2 separate regions of the Homo sapiens genome follow, and region 1 is linked to region 2. A link is a contact called in ENCODE Hi-C or POLR2A ChIA-PET data. All regions are on one chromosome and are shown on one strand. Each heading gives the region's core, a stretch centred on a gene start or an enhancer-like site at or near the end of the contact. The rest is flanking DNA. Distances are from core to core; before and after follow the strand shown.

What was found. Hi-C counts contacts between places; a loop is a spot of excess contacts on that map. ChIA-PET counts read pairs that join two places held with the same protein, here RNA polymerase II (POLR2A). Pooled maps may share reads with other maps.
Region 1: a map of B cell shows a loop between it and region 2 (37-fold over the local background). The contact joins the promoter of TLE1 here to the promoter of KIF27 in region 2. A Hi-C loop is called at or near these places in 4 of 168 maps with a recorded cell type or tissue (B cell, CD8-positive, alpha-beta T cell and naive thymus-derived CD4-positive, alpha-beta T cell) and 8 of 50 pooled maps. POLR2A ChIA-PET finds 5 or more read pairs at or near these places in 1 of 52 experiments (activated T-cell).

Annotation. Positions count from the first base shown.
Region 1 is chr9:81,687,488-81,692,838 of GRCh38, reverse strand. TLE1 (TLE family member 1, transcriptional corepressor) reads left to right here and starts at 3,292. Exons shown (of 20, transcript NM_005077.5): 1 at 3,292-4,622. The coding sequence starts at 4,599. It overlaps TLE1-DT (TLE1 divergent transcript), which reads right to left and starts at 3,126. Exons shown (of 4, transcript NR_109772.1): 1 at 2,880-3,126. RefSeq lists silencers at 2,745-2,894, 3,045-3,394 and an enhancer at 3,267-3,981.
Region 2 is chr9:83,919,369-83,924,125 of GRCh38, reverse strand. KIF27 (kinesin family member 27) reads left to right here and starts at 2,694. Exons shown (of 18, transcript NM_017576.4): 1 at 2,694-2,755. It overlaps LOC105376335 (serine/arginine repetitive matrix protein 1-like), which reads right to left and starts at 3,225. Exons shown (of 3, transcript XM_011519284.2): 1 at 2,865-3,225; 2 at 2,428-2,772. The coding sequence starts at 3,225. RefSeq lists enhancers at 1,294-1,798, 2,413-3,162 and silencers at 2,532-2,681, 2,712-3,091.

The DNA of each region.
Region 1 (5,351 bases), core at 2,043-4,542, 2.2 Mb after region 2:
CTCCGTCTCCAAAAAAAATTAAAAAATTACAATTATTATTTCAAATAAAAAAGTAATAGATTTAAAAGATGTCTAGTTGCTACGATCAGCATCTATAACTTTTCCTATTTTGTTTAGTATCTGTACTAGATAACATCTAGCTTTTGTAATTACTTAGGCTATTGCTGAGTTGAAAATTTGATAATCAGCAACAAATGAATGGGAATATACCCACATATGCATCAAAAGAAAATGAACAAGCTGACAATCTTTCTGTTTCTCTGCAGAGCATAAAAAGGGTACTGTGTTTTTCAGAGAAAATTTCCAGTGGGAGCATCATACATTTCACATAAAAACATCATTGACATATGAATGTTAAAGGTAAAGAAGATTATGGTTAACAGGCTTTAAATGGAAGACCAAAATTATAGATTTCATGAGGAGGACTATTTTCTTTTAAACAGGCTGTAGGCAATCTGCACATATATTATTTATTTAAAACATAAGATTAAAGCTACTTGACTGTTTAAACGCCGTCATTTGTAATGCAGTTTGATGAGAGTTTTGTAGTATAATTATTACAGCATGACAATCGTGGAGAAAATATGACCTTGAAAAGGGCAGAGCCTTCTCCCACTCTGACAGACGATGCTCTAAATGGGAAAAAAAGGCTTCAAAAACCAAAACCAACCATTTTTATGCACACAATTAAAGGCCTTCCAATTTTAAATTCATAATGCTCTGTAGATACTACAGATACTTCATTATAAGGAAATCAGAAGGCCTGGTGTTTCAAACTCTATTGGCAAGGAAAGACTAGTTAAAAGAGAATTTCTAGTGTTTACTCATGGCAAACTGGGAAATATGGTGAGCAGACACATTGTCTGTGAGTAGTTATGTTAGAGAACATTTAAAGATGCCTTAGTACTGATTTTGAGGGCAGCGGGGTGGGGAAAGAAGAGAAGTAGCAACACTTTTGCCCCATCTCAAAGCATATTTTAATGGCTCTGTTTAAACTTAATGGGAGTGTGCCAGTTATTCAAGATACAGGCACCACATAAAGCCTGGGTAAGCCGGGGAGGAATATCAGTTGCTCCAGTTGTCACAGCATGTATACAAGCATACTTGTGGCATCCAAGCACTTTCTGTCCGGTCCTGGAGCTGATTATGGGATGAACTGGCCGCAGACTGGTATATGTGGCTCAATCACTAGATAATTTCAAGGAAAACAGGTTGCTAAAGGCCCTGGGATCCTATGATTCCAAAAAGTCCTGTATGTCGAGCAAAACTGTCATCGTCACCAAATTTAACCAAGGAAAGTGAGGCAGTGCTTTCTTCTTTTTTGTTCTCCATGTTAGCAAAATGAATAATACAGCCGCCTTCCCAACTGTACTTAATGAGAACACCACAAAGCTACAATGCCCAACTTGTTTAAGAATTTACTATGGCTTCGTACAGACTGGTTAAAATCGCTTTTTTATTTTTTCATTTATAATTGATATTTGGGAGTGATGCAATTATAGACAAATCAATATCATACATATTTAAAAACAACTCCAACAGTGAAATGTATTATCTAAAATGACTTCTAAAACTATTTCAAGAAAAAGAACTCTGTAAAAGCACATCTTTAAATAAAATGTATGTCTGTTTAAATAAGCTCCTTCCCGTAAGTCTCTTGAAGGTAAAATAATAAAATAATAACGTGGGGGTTATTAATACCAAAAACTTAACTAGTTTCCAACATAAGATAAATACTTGTCCAAGATGTGCCCTTATGGAAGAAGTTACCACCGTTTGGCTAAACCAGCATTATTCATTCACTGCTCATGTGGAAATGTTCCTCAAACAAAAGCATAAATGCGGCAATACTGACGGTTTTCTGCTGTGTATTTAGAGACATACACAAAAACCAAAGACTCTCAGCATTAATTATACAGCATGTCTTGATTATTACAATCTCAAAATCCCTTTTAACTCAAGTTCCACTTCATAAGAACCTTAGCCACGTCATTTACCTAACTCTTCCCATTTAGCTCTTCACACAGCTCAGCTCAGGAGTACCACCCAGACTGTGGGGGTGGGGTGTGCGGGACAGGTTTTTCAGGTCTCAGTGCTGGTTTATTACATTGTCTCTCTTTGTTCCCAGGAATTGGAAACAGACTCGTAGTCTTGTAGCTGAGAAGTTCCTAAAAACCTCAGCCGCTCCCCACCTCTCCCAACACAGCGAAGTCAGGACTTTTAAGACGAAGACCTGGGATTTCGCGCCCCGGGCAAAACGTCTCATCTGCGGACACGCGTGCCTTGTTCTGGCAGCACCCTGGGAATCCTTCCCGCCAAACGGGACAGGACGATCTTTTTGAAAAGTGGCTTGAAATCCTGCAATAAAAATCAAATCCTACCACTTTGGGTGCAAAGGGGGTGGGTGGGGTGGGAGGACATCACAGTCGTCTTTGCTGGTGTACCTACGCCAACCGTGGCGTTGCTCATTTACGCATTTCCAACTAAGTGCACAGTCCACTCCCTCTCGTACATCCGTAAAAAGGCAGCTCAAGGAAAAACAAACCTCAGATAAATTTTTGAATGTGGCCTCACTTTTAGAGTAGCATCAAACAAGGGGTCCAGCACTGAAAAACACATTTGCTCGAATTACCAAAAGCCCCCCTCCGCCTCCAATAAGAAACTCCGCAGCTAGTCTTTGAGTTACTTTCACTTAGATCTGAGGATTTTCATTAAAGGGAAAAGTGAGCAAGTGGCAGGATTTTTGCTAACTCGAGCCCTCAGCTTCCCCGGCTGCACGCTCGCCAGTCCCTCCCGCTAGCGCGCGCCCGCGCGCTCTCTAGCCAGCCCCACGTTACTTTGATTGACAGCCCAGCCCCGCCGCTCTCCTTCCCACCGACCTTCCCATCATCAGTGCCAATCTCCGCGAATCGCCGCTTCCCATTGGCTGGTTTTGGCGTCCCGCGGCTCCTCCAGGAACAGTTCCTCACCAAGCCCGGGAGGACGCGGCTGGCGGAGGAGGGGCCGGGATGGGAAGGGAGACCGAGGAGACGGCGGAGATGGAAGCGAGAGGAGGGGGGGAGGGAGAACGCCCCGTCCGGCGCTGCGCTGCCATACGCTCCGGGGAGGAGCGCGTCAGCGCCCCACGTTGGTTGCAGCGCACGCGATTGGCTGATGCGGGCCTTCTGCCCCCCCCCCACCCCCCAACCTCCCGGGCTCACGTCCCCCGCCGGCTCCGCGCTCGCGCCCCCCGCCCGAACGGGGCTGGGCGGGGCCGGCGCTGGTTAGCTCCGGAGTGTGAAACCGCGTGTTAATGTAAGCGGCGCGAGAGGCGCGGGCGGCGGCGGCGGTGGGAGCGGCGGCTGCAGAAGCAGCAGCAGCAGAAACAGCGGCGGGTACTCTGTGCCCCGCGTCCCGGAGGCAGCCGACTGCGCCACCCCACCCTCGCACGGCCGGGCGGGACCCGCGCCACCAGCCCGGACCTCCGTCGTCCCGCGGCGACCAAAACCCCCGCTGGCCCCACCGCTGTGACTACTCTGGACTCGCCCGCAGAGTTTGCCCGCCGGGGAGGGTGGCCGATTGGCGGAGCGCACTCCTGCTGTTTTCCCCACCATCTCGTGGATGTCGTCCCTCGGGTGGTGAGAGAACTTTGCAGTGGGCTGGAGCGCCCTTTGCGGAGAAGCACACGAAGGTGAAGGAAGGAAAGAAAGAAGACCGAGGAAGAAGGAGCTCGGAAGAAGGGTCCGGAGCGGCCGGTCCGGCCGTGCAGGGCGAGTGCGCCCGAGGCGCGGCGCCCTGATGCTCCCCGGGCTCGAGGAGCATTGGGCACTTGCGGGACTGCTCTCGGTGGAGTAGCCCCGTCGGGCCCGGAGGGTTTGTGCAACCGCGGAGAACACCGAGTGCTGGTCGCACGGGGCGTGCCGAGCCGCCTCCCGGCGCGCCCTCCGCACTTTCCCCGCCTCGTCATCCGTCGCTCCCCGGCCAGGAGCCTCCGCTGCGTCTTCAACCTCGCTCCCCTTTGCGTCCCGGGAGCCTGCGAGCACCCGGCCGAAGGCGCAGCCGAATCTTGCGGGAGTCGCCCCGAAAGCGTCGGGTTTGTGTGGGGTTAGCGGGGGCCGCCGCGCCACCTGCACCTCGCCCGCCGCCGCCTCGGGGAAAGCCCGAAGAGGAGGCGGACCAGGAGAAGAGCAAAGAAAAGCAGTCCGTCTGGATTTGTTTGCCCAGGACTGGCGCCGCGCACGCGGATCGCCGAGGGGAGTGCGGTCGGAGTCACCGCGCCCCCGCCTCCCCGCCCGGGCAGCTGAGGCCGGGGGTTGGAGCGCTGCCCCCGCGCACAGTCCCCGAGCGCCCGACGTCTCCGCGCAGGTTCTTGAAGCAGCTGGGCCTGGGGCGCCCACTAATGTGGCCCTGAGGGCCGGAGCCCGCACCGACGGGAGCGGGAGCCGGAGCAGCTGCGGGCGCCGAGTGGCCGGTGCGCCCGGCGGAGCGCGCGTGCGTGGCCAGCGCGCTCCCCGCTTCTGCTTGGCTTTCCGGCTTAATTTTCCTCGGCGGGATTAAAGTTGGAAATTGACCGGAGAATTGAGTTGCCGGGGAACAGAGCCCCGGCCGCCGCCAGAGCGATGTTCCCGCAGAGCCGGCACCCGGTGAGGCGCGGCTGGGTGGTGGTGGGGGGCCAGGATCGTTGGGGAGGCGCTTCTCCCGGGCGGTAGGGAGACTGGTGGCTTCTGAGGCCCGGCGGACCTTCTCGCCCTCAGCGGTGTAAGGCTGGGGAGGTCTGGGGCCCTCTCTTCCTGGGGTGGGGAGTGGGCCGAAACTCTTAATTTTCTCCCTCCCTTTGGGCTCCTTCCTACTTGACGTCTATACCGAGCGGACAGGGGCGCTGGGGAAGGCTGGGGTTTCTCTCCTGCAGCCATATCCCCTCTACCTTCCCCGAGTGGGGGCAGGGCGCCCCCCCCTTTGTTTCTCCTCTCGCCTATTTACATGTCAATGCGGCCCCGGTTCCGGTGCGTCTGGAGGTGGCCCCGGCGACTCTGGGAATGGGGAGCGTAAAGGAGTTGTTTTTCTCCTCTGGTCCCCGGGGTCATTATCGCCGCCGTGGGGGAAGGGGCGGCGACACCGACAATCTGGCCTGGTCTTCCCTGGCCGCCGGGGAGCCCCCTTCCCTTTGGCCTGGTGACCCGGGCGCACTTAGCGCAATCCGCCCTGGAGACTGGGAAGAGCTTCCGAGCCTCTTTAGAAGCCGGGGCCCGGGGAGGGTCCGCTTTCCCCCTCCCCATAGTGAAGGGCAAACTCGAGTTTGGGGCCTCGTTTTCAGCCACTTCTAACTTTATGTTTATGTCCCACCCGTTCTTGCCTTCTCTGACTTACTGCTT
Region 2 (4,757 bases), core at 1,445-3,944:
GAGGAGGGGTTGGCAATGACTGGCATTCACTTCACAGTGTGGGGAACTTAAGTAACTCCTTTTCTCTAACTCTGGACTCAAGACATCAATTTGGGGACAATGGAAAATGCCCCATTCTAATGCTGTTGGGCATTTGCTGACCTCCTCTCTGCAATTGTGTGGCCTCTTGAGAACTTCTGTTGAGACTTCTGGGTATTCCTAGACTTAAATTGTTACGTACTATTAATTATTGAAGTTTTGTCAGCAGACCAGTCTGACTTACCAATTCACAGTCATGATGTGAGTTTTTGTTTGTTTTCAAAGAGTTCTAAAAATGCAACTTGGCCCTATAGTCAAATTGGGCAACCACAATCTCCACCAATCATGAGGGGAACCTTGGAAGACTAGGAAATAATCCATCACCCCAATCTGAAAAGCAAGCCCAGGACACTGGCTTTCGCATTTGATTGATACTGAGCCACTATCAGACATTCCCTTGACATCATGACTCAATACACAGGTATGTGTATAAATGAAATCTTAGAATTTTAAAAATTATGTATTATTTATTATTTTTTTGAGGTAGAGTCTCATTCTGTCACCCAGGCTGCAATGCCATGGTGCAACAACAGCTCACTGCAGCCTTGACCTCCCAGGCTCAAACCATTCTCTCACCTCCACCTCCAGAGTAACTGGAACTGCAGGCATACTCAGCCACACCTGGCTAAGTTTTGATTTTTTGTAGGGATGGGGGGTCTCATTATGTTGCCCAGGCTGGTCTCAAACTCCTGGGCTCAAGTGACCCTCCCAGTTCAGCCTCCCAAAGTGCTGAGATTACAGGTGTGAGCCACTGTGCCCAGACTGAATTTTTAAAATTTTAAATAATTCAGTTAAAAGAAAAAAAAATAAAAACTATAAATAAAATAGTCAGCTTTTTTCCCCCACCTTCATTCCTATATTTCATGAGAGAAGGAAGGGTTTTTGAAGATGCTTAGATTGTGCTACTAAAAACAGGAGGCATTAAAGCATTTAAAACTAAATTGGTAAAGTTAAATATTACCATACGACCCAGCAATTCCACTCTTACGTCCATACCTAAAAGACCTGAAAACAGGCTCGGCGCGGTGGCTCACGCCTATAATCCCAGCACTTTGGGAGGCCAAGGTGGGCGGATCACCTGAGGTCGGGAGTTCGAGCCCAGCCTGACCAACATGGTGAAACCCCGTCTCTACTAAAAATACAGAAAACTTAGCCAGGCGTGGTGGTGGCACATGCCTGTAATCCCAGCTACTCCAGAGGCTGAGGCAGGAGAATTGCTTGAACCCATGAGGCGGAGCTTGCAGTGAGTTGAGATAGCGCCACTGCACTCCAGCCTGGGCAACAGAGCGAGACTCCATCTCAAAAAAAAAAAAGGAACTGAAAACAGACATCCAAATATTGTATGTGAATGTCCATAGCAGCATGGAAACAGCCCAAATGTCCACCACCAGCTGAAGAATGGATAAACAAAATGTGGTATGTCTATATCCATACAATGGAATTTTTTCAGCCCTAAAAAGTCCTGATAGGGCCGGGCAGGGTGGCTCATGCCTGTAATCCCAGCTACTCCGGAGGCTGAGGCAGGAGAATCGCTTGAACCCATGAGGTGGAGGTTGCGTTGAGCCTAGATGGCGCCATTGCATTCCAGCCTGGGCAATAAGAGCGAAACTCCATCTAAAGGGCCGGGCGTGGTGGCTCACGCCTGTAATCCCAGCACTTTGGAAGGCCGAGGCGGGCAGATCACGAGGTCAGGAGATCAAGACCATCCTGGCTAACACAGTGAAACAAACCCCGTCTCTACTAAAAATACAAAAAATTAGCCGGGCGTGGTGGCACGCGCCTGTAATCCCAGCTACTCGGGAGGCTAAGGCAGGAGAATCGCTTGAACCCGGGAGGTGGAGGTTGCAGAGAGCCGAGATCACGCCACTGCACTCCAGCTTGGGCGACAGAGCGCGACTCGGTCTCAAAAAAAAGAAAAGAAAAAAAAGAAAAGAAGTCCTGATAGATGTTACAACATGACTGCATCTTGAAAACATTAAGCAAAAGAAGCTAGACACAAAAGGTCATATACTGAATGATTCCATCAATAAAGAAATGCCCAGAATAGGTAAAGCTATCACAGAGTCAGAAAGTAGATTAGTGGCTGGCTGGGGTTGTGGGGAGAGGGGAACCAGAAGGAATGACTGCTAACTGGTTTGGGGATTTTCTTTTGGGGTTATGAAAATGTTTCTGAACTATATACAGAGGTGATGGTTGCACAACACTGTGAATGCATTAAACGCCACTGAATTGTGAGTTTTAAGATGGTTTATGTTAGGCAAGTTTTACTCAATAAAAATAAAAATAAACTGAATTGGTAGCTAAGATATTGAAACACGGTGTGGAATCGTTCTCACTCATTTCACGAACCCGTAGAAAGATGCTTGCGCTCAGGCCTCACAGACCGGTCCCAGCGCGTTGGTGGGACACAACTCGGATTTGCAGGCAAGCCCAGGGGCCGGCCCTTTGCGGACTTCCTGGGGACGCAGGACTCCTGCGCGGCGGGCTTGGAGGCGTGGCCAGGATGGGGGCGGGGCCAGGACGCGGCATCCAGGAGAGGACGCGGCGGGAGGCGGGCTTCGCCGGTTGCCAGGAGAACTCGCGACAACAAAAGACGCGGACGGCGGCTGCGCGGTGTGGCAGAGCGAAGCTGAGGAGTCCAGCGCTCGCCGACAGGGGCCTGGGCTGTCCCGAGCCGGTCAGTGCTCGGCGGGCCTGGCGGGCGGTGCGGGGAAGTGGGGCGCCCTCCCTTCGCGGTGCCCGCCCTCCAGCCCGCCGCGCCCGCCGCTCCCGCGCCCCCAGCCGGCCGTTGGGACTAGTAGGCTCCGGCTTGGGGTCGGGGCCGCCGCGGGTGGGTAGCGGAGGGTGGGCGGTTGGGGCGCCAGCTAGGCCTATGGGGGCGTCCGAGGGGTCTGGGGTCGGGGCTGGGAGCCGGCGAGCGACTAGAGGCAGAGCGCCCCTTCCGGAGGAAGTTGGGTCAGCCCTGAGGAGCGGGTCCCGGGGAACACCGATCGACCGGAACGCGGGACCCGGCCTTTCAGAGCGCACCCTGTGTTCGTCTCGTGTCGCTGCACGGCGTGAGGTGCGACGCGAGGGCCACCACCACCGAGCGCTTTGTTTTATCGCAGGCGTCTTTTTCCCACCGTAGAGGTTGAAACTTGGGCGCATTTCCCACCGTAGAGGTTGAAACTTGGGCGCATTTCCCACCGTAGAGGTTGAAACTTGGGCGCATTTCCTACCGTAGAGGTTGAACCTTGGGCACATTCAAGCCCGAGAGCTCCCTCCCTCGGAGGCAGGTGACTATAAAGAGCAAAGCGCCCAGATTCTTTCTTTGAAACACCTTTTAAGTAACACCTTTTAAGTCTCCAGTGTTGAAAATCCTTGTTGTTTGCCCTTCTTTACTCTTTTGTCGTCTTTACGCATTTGGGGCCTTTTCTGAGCTCCGTATGCGATTTACTGTCCATCTACTGGCAAGTTTTTTATGAAAATAATTAACAAACCACACATTTAAGACAACCACTGCTTTCTGGGAAATCAAGGGTACGGGATGGCAACGGTTTTTGGAGACACTCATTCCTGACCAGTGACATGACATGAGGGATTCAATATTTCTCTTGCCTTTGCTCAGATTTCAAAAACCCGTTGAGTATACTTAAATACGACCAATCAGATTTTGCTTTTTTTTAAATCATTTATTGGCAACATAATACGTATGTTTCTGATGACTATAATTGATCAGAATCTGAAGTATAAGTGCTATGGATTGTGTAAAAACTTTATTTCTTGTATATTGATGTTTTACAAGCCCTATGTTTGTGGACCATTACTATTGTTTGTTTGTTTTGTTTTGAGACAGGGTCTCGCTCTGTTACTCAGGCTGGAGTGCAGTGGCACACTGCAGCCTCAACCTCCCGGGCTCAAGCGATCCTCCAATCTCAGCCTCCCAAGTAGCTGGGACTACAGGTGCGTCACCACAGCCTGGCACATTCTTGTATTTTTAGTAGAGACAGGGTTTCACCATGTTGCCCAGGCTGGTCTGGAACTCGTGGGCTGAAGCGATCCACCTGCCTTGGCCTCCCAAAGTGCTGGGATTACAGGTGTGAACCACTGTGCCCGGCCCCATTATTATTTTTTTTAATGCTTAGAATAAGTTTCAGTTGCCTTTATAACCAAATTCTTTATAGATATTACCATTAAAAACCCCAAGAAATGAGGCTGGGCATCGTGGCTCACATTTGTTTTGTTTTGTTTTCAGGAGGGATCCTCTCGCTTCAGCCTTCTGAGTAGCTGGGATTACAGGCGCACGCCACCATGCCTGCCTAATTTTTGTATTTTTAGTAGAGACAGGGTTTCTCCATGTTGCCCAGGCTGGTCTCGAACTCCTGGGCTCAAGTGATCCACCCGCCCTGGCCTCCCAAAGTGCTGGGATTACAGATGTGAACCACCGTGCTGGGCCATGGTTTTTTTTTTTTCAAGGGTAGTGAATATTATCAATTCATTGTTGTTAGTGTTATTAATAAAATATTATTTCAGTCTAGTTGTCTGTGTTACTTAATGGTAATCTTCAAGACTCAGCAGCTTTTCCAAAGAACCTAACCTCACCTCAAATTCATTACTTTTCATCATCTGCACTCAAACATTGTCATAGATTACTTGTTAAATTTTGTATAAGCTTTATCCTTCCAAAACTGAACATTTGT